Linked DNA regions of Homo sapiens: region 1 is linked to region 2. A link is a contact called in ENCODE Hi-C or POLR2A ChIA-PET data. All regions are on one chromosome and are shown on one strand. Each heading gives the region's core, a stretch centred on a gene start or an enhancer-like site at or near the end of the contact. The rest is flanking DNA. Distances are from core to core; before and after follow the strand shown. Region 1 has its middle 76 kb from the start of TENT5C. Region 2 overlaps LOC105378927 (a long non-coding RNA gene).

Region 1 (3,538 bases), core at 672-3,171, 800 kb after region 2:
TACCCAGGCTTCAGGGTGATCACATCTGTAACGTAAGTTACTAGAAAAAAGTGCTCACAAGCCATCAGTGTTGACTTACGTTATTTTTATAATTAAATATGTACATATATAAAACTAGGTGTAAATTCCTAAACCATATAACTCTAAGACTAAAATAAATATACAGATTAAATATCATCCAACGATCACAACAATAAAGTTAAGAGTCTCTAATCTAACTTAATGAAGGAGGTGGTTTCGCTGAAAGATGATTGCCTCTCATAAAATGACGGCCATAGTTCAAGTTCTTCAGCATCCAGCTCGCCACATACTATGTACTAGTCAGCTCCATTTTAGTAACTGCAAAAGTGCGGTACAGTAATATCACGTGGCCTTCACATGGAACAAACTCATTATTTCTGTATTGCATCTGCCCCTGTGCTTTACTCAGTTGTTCATGCCAATGAAAGTGCTGCTACTTATTGCCAAATGCCAAGGACAGGTTTGAAGTGCAGTCCTGAATTGTAAGATGTCATCTGGAATTCAGATAATGTTTATACTTTAACTTAGCATAGTAATGAGAACAATGAATATAAAGATTCTCCATGAAAAGCTCATGGATCCCTTAGAATATGTTTACGGGTGGCTGTTTTGTCCCGGGACTTTGGAGGAGAAAAAGAAAAGCTCTTTGTGAGATGGCAGGTGGGGATTTTGCTCCACACTGCTCCCTCATGGTGGCCTCCTCCTCAACCACACAGTTGCTAGTATCTACCTACCCAGCATAGTTCTAGAGGCGTGTCAGTCAGTGCCTAAGACGGGAAGGGGAGAGAGGATAGCAACAGGGAATCTTGACATGGCTGGGCTGAGCGTCTTGGGCAACAGGATGAGAATGTGGGTGAGGTAACTTAGGTCTTGGTTAAGTCTGAGTTCTTTATCTCACATGCTCCTCCTTCTTTGCCTCCCACAGCCACTTCTACAGGTACCATGGCTATTGTTGAAAAGTGGCACAGTGTCAGTCCTTGAGGAGGAGTCTCAGACCCTGGGAGGGGGGATGTAGCCCCTCTCAGAGTCAGTGATTGGGACTCCCAAGGCAGGAGCAGCAAATGGAGTGGGCCCACAGGAGGTGGGCTGCCCCTGGGCTCCCTCCGAAGCTGGAGACGGGATGCCTGCCCCAGGAGCAGGCTTTGGACTGCAAGGCCATCTGGAGAGCTCAGGATTCTCCAGCCCCCATCTCTGCCCATGTTAAACTGTTGGCCTCGGCCCTGGTAACGTCACCAGCATTCACAGTAGCTTCAGGAGGCTCTTTTCAAATACCTAAGGGCTGGAATCATAGGCTCTTCACTACATGTCCCCTCTCAAGATAGCAAAATCCTACCCTTTCATAAAGACCCTGCTAAAATGCTGTTTGGAATCACACAGACCAGCATTCAAATCCAAGTTCTACCACTTACTCATTGAGCCATGTTTCTTAATGCTTCTGGGTCTCTCTTACCACTAAAGTGAAAGTAATAGTGCCTTTTGCTCAGACTTACGGTGAGAACAAAATAAGATAAGGTTTTTAAGATGCACAACCCAATGCCTGGCACATGAGGCTTTTGATGATTATAAGGCCCTGGTGCCCTCCTCAGGGCCATGGCAGGTCACGTCCTTGTTGAGTCAAATGCTTTTGAAACCCCCTGGATGTTTACAAGCTTCCATTCTAGGGCTCTCCAGGGCTAACCGCAACTAGCTATGGCCACACTGCTGGCTCCATGACCTTGCCTACACCAGTCACCATTCATTGGCCCTATCACTGGATCCTCGGAAGATGCTGCCACTCTTCCCTGAACAAGGACAGTCCTGGGTTTTATACCGTGACTTTCATTTTTTTCATCCAGAGGACTTTCCCATGCCCCGAGCTGCCTGTGTAAGCTGCGTATTTGGCCTCTCTCTGGTGTGTGTTATGCTCCAGCCTGGAGTTGTGGTGAAGCCAGGAGCTATTCTGAGATCTTTCCACTATTTCAGGCTCTAGCTTAGATGTGGGGAGAGAATCCAGCACTCTCTGCCCATGTCTCAGCCACAGCTTCCAAGACTGGTCCTTTTATGTTTCTGACACCCTGAGATCTAAAATAGCCCTGACCTGGAGGTGGTGCCTGGGACCAGCTCAGATGTAGCAGCGACATGCACGTGCCATCCAGCCTGCAGCTAGGCTACAGAGAGTTCTGGAAGAGTCAGGTCTTGGGGGGGTGGGGAGAACTGAGCTCCAGAGAAGCTGCCAGGGTTACACCCTCACTCCACAAGCTGGCAGGCTTTTGGGGGCTGGGGGCCGCTCCATGTGGAGCAGCAGCTGCTTCCAGTCCTGGCCAGATAAAGGGGGAGTGCATTTTCTGCCTGCTGACTTCTCAGGTTGTATACCTCTTCTTGGGCTAGCTAGCATTCATTCATCTATTCCACATATTACTGAGTGCCTGCTATATGCCAGTCACTGTTTAGGCTCTGCGGTATAACTGTGGTCAAAACAGACAAAAATCCTTGCTCTTGTGGAGCTTACAAGTAACAAAAATCATAATAAATAAATTGAATTGGTCAGTCTAGCTTGCAAAGCACTTCTCCATGCCATTTCTTGGTAGAACATCCAATTGAATACTCCGTGCTAACACAATGTGTGTGGTTCTCCGCTTGGTTGTCCTCAGTTCATCCTTCCAGCAATCCCCTGAGTTAGACAGCACTCCATTTTACTGACAAGGGAACAAAGACTCCAGAAGAGACAGTAAATTCTGTGAGGTCCACACAGCCAGGAAGTGAATCTTAACCCAAATATGTCTGACTTGAGGGCCCAAGCAAGATCTTAACCACTGTGCACAGAGAAGCTGGTGGCACCCACTTGCAAATATAGAGGCTCAGTGAGATGCAGAGTTTGGAGAAGGCAAGTTCGTCTGTTGTTCCAAGGAATGATGAAACTTCACAGGTAGAAGAAAGTTAACTTGGAGGTTGCCAAAAACAGGACTCCTTCTACCTCAGCCTGGGTGGATGAAGAACTGGACACTGCTGAGGCACTTTTGGGCTCTAGGGCACTTCCTGCATGTGGGGCAGCCAATACCAGGGCTGAACACTGTGATGACTTGATGGTCCTTCCTGTTTTAGGAGGAACTCTCTGCTCCAACCTGTCCACCTGGCAGGCCCCTCGGGGACTCCCTTCCTTCAAACAACCCTACGCAACTTGGCTCTGATTTGCTTCTTTGTCACCCCAGTAAACAGCATACCTCAGAGAGGGCGCAGCTGCCTCCTCTGCATTCTCACAGCTTCCAGCCGCACATTTGACACAGTGCTTATCTCCCTGTGTGGGAACATCCCTGCCTCATGCCTGCCTGTGCCACTCCACAGCACAGTGCTGGCACATGCGAGGTGCTCAGCCCATGGTTACTGAGTGGCTGATGAAGGAATGGATAATATCTAGCCATTTTCAGTTGCATGGAGAGACTGGGCCAGTTATTCTTTGGCTGCAGCTGCCTCAAAAAGAGAAATGGTCCTCTTTCCTCTTTCCTACAGTCTGGGTCATGATATTAATGTGGCCTGTGGC
Region 2 (3,631 bases), core at 228-2,727:
TTATTATCATGTGGCATTTGGTAGGTGGCCAATTAATATTTGTTCATTGATTAATTAAATTGCACTGTACACAGGTGGAAAGAAGATGAAGATCCAATTTTTATCCAATGGCACAGAAGGCTCTTCATGTCCATGCTCTGTTAATGTCACCTTCCCCAAGCCGTGTCTGCACCAACTGCCCTGCACAAACCGCCACAGGACACCCACAACCCTGCACCCTGCCCTAGTCTTCTCTGCATTTTCCCTCAAGCTCCATGTTGCCTGCCGATGTCTGCTTTTACAATTCCCTCTTTCCAGAGTATTCCCTTCAACTTCCTCATTCTCATTTCAACTAATTTTTACTGGTACTCCAGTCCTCATCCTGCAGGGCACCCCTTTGGAGTCATTTTCTGACCTGGAGGTTTTATAGAAAATGTTCCTCTCTGTTTACCCTATCATGGCAGTGGTTTGCCATAGGACAATTGCCTGCTAATTTCTCTGTCTCCTTCATTACCTGGAAGCTCCTGGAGGGCAGGATTTATATAATCTTCACCACTGTTTTCCTAGTAGTTAGGAGTACCCAACCAATAACAGTCACTCAATAAATACTTTTTGAATAAATTGTTGCAAATAAATAGTAACCCTAGAATATTCAAGGTAACAATGTTCTGTACAATCACTGGAAGAAAACAGCTGTTTAGTACATTTTGAAAATATTTCCATCAAAACAGATTCAAATAAAATCTTGGCACTTCAATGGAATAAGCTTCAGTTAACTGGAAAAATAATGTGCTTGCAATGTGTTAACAGAAGATGGTAAATAAATGAGAATATAGTTACCTAGCTTTTTCACTGACCTTTCAAATAGATAAGCTCTGGGGATGACAGGGGGATGGGAAGAAGGAACCATATCCATTCTACAGTACCAAGGATTGTGCCTTGATTACTTAGTTGCTCAATGAATATTTGATGACAGACTCAGAAATGTAGGGCTTAAAGGAACTTTGATGACTGAGGATTGTTTGATTAAAACTGAACCATTTAGGACCCTGGGGGATGAACCACAAAGCAGCTGTCACTGGCCAGCAGAATAAGGGAATACCTCGCTGCTACTCCTAGGATCTGGTCCCAGGTGTCTGCACTGAATGGCTTTCCAGGAACCCCAGCAGTGCCTGCCAAGACTGCATTTTCAGATTTAACTGCTAAGGCTTTCTGTATGGAACAAGGAAATATCTGCAATGCTTTTTGTCTAAATGTGATCAGCACAGCATTCTGTAGTATTCCTTTCCAAGGAAAGCACACCACATTTAGGCTGGGAAAACATTCCAAATTTCCATTGTGATAGGATCCACCAGGGTGAGGCTAACAGCAGTTTCTAACATAACCAAGGCCATTTTAATTTCCCACAGAGGCCTTTCTGATACCCAAGGCTCCACATTGGTTTGCATTGCCAGAACCTGTTGGAGCACTGCATGCCATAACCTGTGTTTCTTGGTGAGTTGCTTGTCTATTATTGAAAATCCCAAGACTATGACATCATGGCAATAAACTTCAGAATGCTGAGTGGGTTTCCTCCCTGCCTGGGAAAGCCTCCTTCTAGACAGGATATGACATGATGGTCTGGGAGAGCTTAGGTTAAATTTTTTTCTGCCACCACTCAGGGTAATATGGAGGTGGATGTATCTACTCGCAGACTATGCCCATCATTTCTAAGCCTTCCTTAGATTCTTTCTCCACAACAGATACCCCCACTGATAGTCCCACACAGTGTGTTCTAGTATAGGTGATTCAAACACACAATCAAGTTTTAGTACAATATGAAGAAACTTGGGGTCCAAAGAACCTGAGCTGCCATGTTTCACAGCTCCAGCGGGGCACCGTTCACTCATGCTGCTGTGCAAATCACCTGTTGCCACATTGTTTATTAGCTCTCTTGGAACAAATGTAAAGTCTCTAATAGGAGCTTCCTAGTTGTCACTCTCATCTTTGTCTACAGCCCCTTTCGCCTAGCTCTGACCTTGGGAGTTGACATTTCTTCAGGCTAAAATAATAACACCTTACTTTCACTTATAGTTAACAAAACGCTTTCAAATACTTTATATCACATGAAACTCAATACTCTCATGATGTAATTTGGATATTTGTCCCCACCCAAATCCCATGTTGAAATGTAATCCCCAATGTTGGAGGTGGGGCCTGGTGGGAAGTGTGTGGGTCATGGGGGTGGATTTCTCATGAATGGTTTCGGCCATCCCGTTGGTGATAAATGAGCTCTCACTCAGTTCACATGAGATCTGGCTGTTAGAGAGTGTGTGGCACCTCCCCTCAACTCTCTCTCTTGCTCCTGCTTTGGCCACAAGTCACACAAGCTTCCTTCTGCCATGAGTAAAAGCTACCTGAGGCCTCCCTAGAAGCAGATGCCCCAGGGCTTTCTGTACAGGCTGCAGAACCATGACATGAGTCAATTAAACCTCTTTTCTTTATAACTTACCCAATCTCAGGTATTTCTTTATAGCGATGCAAGAATGGCTGAATACAGGGAGGTTAGGCAGTTATTAATGCTCTGTTTTATAAATGAAGAAACAAATGCTCAGAGGTCGCTGGCTTGCCAACAGTCACCCAACTAGGAAAGAGCAGAGGTCATGACTCCTGGCTTATTGCTTATTCTATCAGAACAAACAAGCTTTAAATTATAAACGGAATCACCCTCAGACCACTGTTGCTGGTGCCCAAGTCAGCCTCAATCTCTCCTACTTAAGACCCTAGGAAGATTTGTGCATGCTCATGAACAAGCCCTTTCAGCTGCCCTGTGGTCCTCCTTTCCCCTCCCCTCCTTCTTTGGTTTCCATCAGTCCCATCATGGCTTACTGCTGGTGCCTGCAACCGGGAAGATGGAACTAGTGCTCAGTGCTGGAGCCACCATTTTGGGTCAACTCAAATGTTCTGCAGGGATAAGGGGAAGGGGAGGGGGTCAGGAAATTTTCCAGCAGCCCCTACTGTTGTCCTGGGGCAGGAAGAACTCTCACTAGAGAACAAGAGGTACTGGGACAAGTTTCTGCATCTGACTCTTTCTTTAGGATGACTCCTTTTCCAATAGCCTCTTCTCCAACTCTTCTTGGCCCTCCATGTAAGTAGTCTCTGGTGGCCTGCCCCTTTAATCCTCCAGATATGCCTTGATGCATCTGAATTTCAGTCCAAGCTGGATTAAGAGGATCCAGACAAACAACTGCCCAGGGTGCCAGAACACCATGGATATAAATCTGAATGACTCCACTTAATTCCCCCCAGTCATGTGAACATTGGTTTCTCTCCCAGGACACAGCACCTGTAAGTGGTCAATTTAAAACCACTCTTCCAGAGTTGATCTATCCTTGTGGAATACATGCAGATGTACCATGTCCATGTGTAAGAGGCTTGATGCAACCATACCCTGAAACTGGAAATCACAATTGCATAAGTTTTGAAACCTAATAGGGTTTTGAACCCCAATAGTGCTACTTACTGAGATCAAGTAATCTAATTATTTTTACTTACATTTTAAGTCCTTTCATACTCCTATCATTAAGTTGCCTTGTTTAGAAAATTGCAAAGGAAAGCTGAAGCAAGAATAAGAACATCAGAAAAGGGAAAAATATTTTGCCAAGTTTTATCA

The links. A loop is a pair of places that touch in the nucleus more often than their neighbours do. ChIA-PET counts read pairs that join two places held with the same protein, here RNA polymerase II (POLR2A).
Region 1: a loop to region 2 is called in a map of ovary, with 5 times the contacts of the local background. The contact joins two enhancer-like sites. A Hi-C loop is called at or near these places in 1 of 168 maps with a recorded cell type or tissue (ovary). POLR2A ChIA-PET finds 5 or more read pairs at or near these places in 2 of 52 experiments (A673 and activated naive CD4-positive, alpha-beta T cell).

Annotation. Positions count from the first base shown.
Region 1 is chr1:117,680,515-117,684,052 of GRCh38, forward strand. No RefSeq gene overlaps it. Among named protein-coding and RNA genes, the nearest start is that of TENT5C, 76 kb to the left of the region's middle. Within about 2 kb of position 1,922, at least 8 of the 41 ENCODE cell types and tissues checked have a DNase peak (open chromatin) inside an H3K27ac peak, as active enhancers do.
Region 2 is chr1:116,885,199-116,888,829 of GRCh38, forward strand. It overlaps LOC105378927 (a long non-coding RNA gene), which reads left to right. Exons shown (of 3, transcript XR_001737804.2): 3 at 75-600. Among named protein-coding and RNA genes, the nearest start is that of PTGFRN, 23 kb to the right of the region's middle. Within about 2 kb of position 1,478, at least 2 of the 41 ENCODE cell types and tissues checked have a DNase peak (open chromatin) inside an H3K27ac peak, as active enhancers do.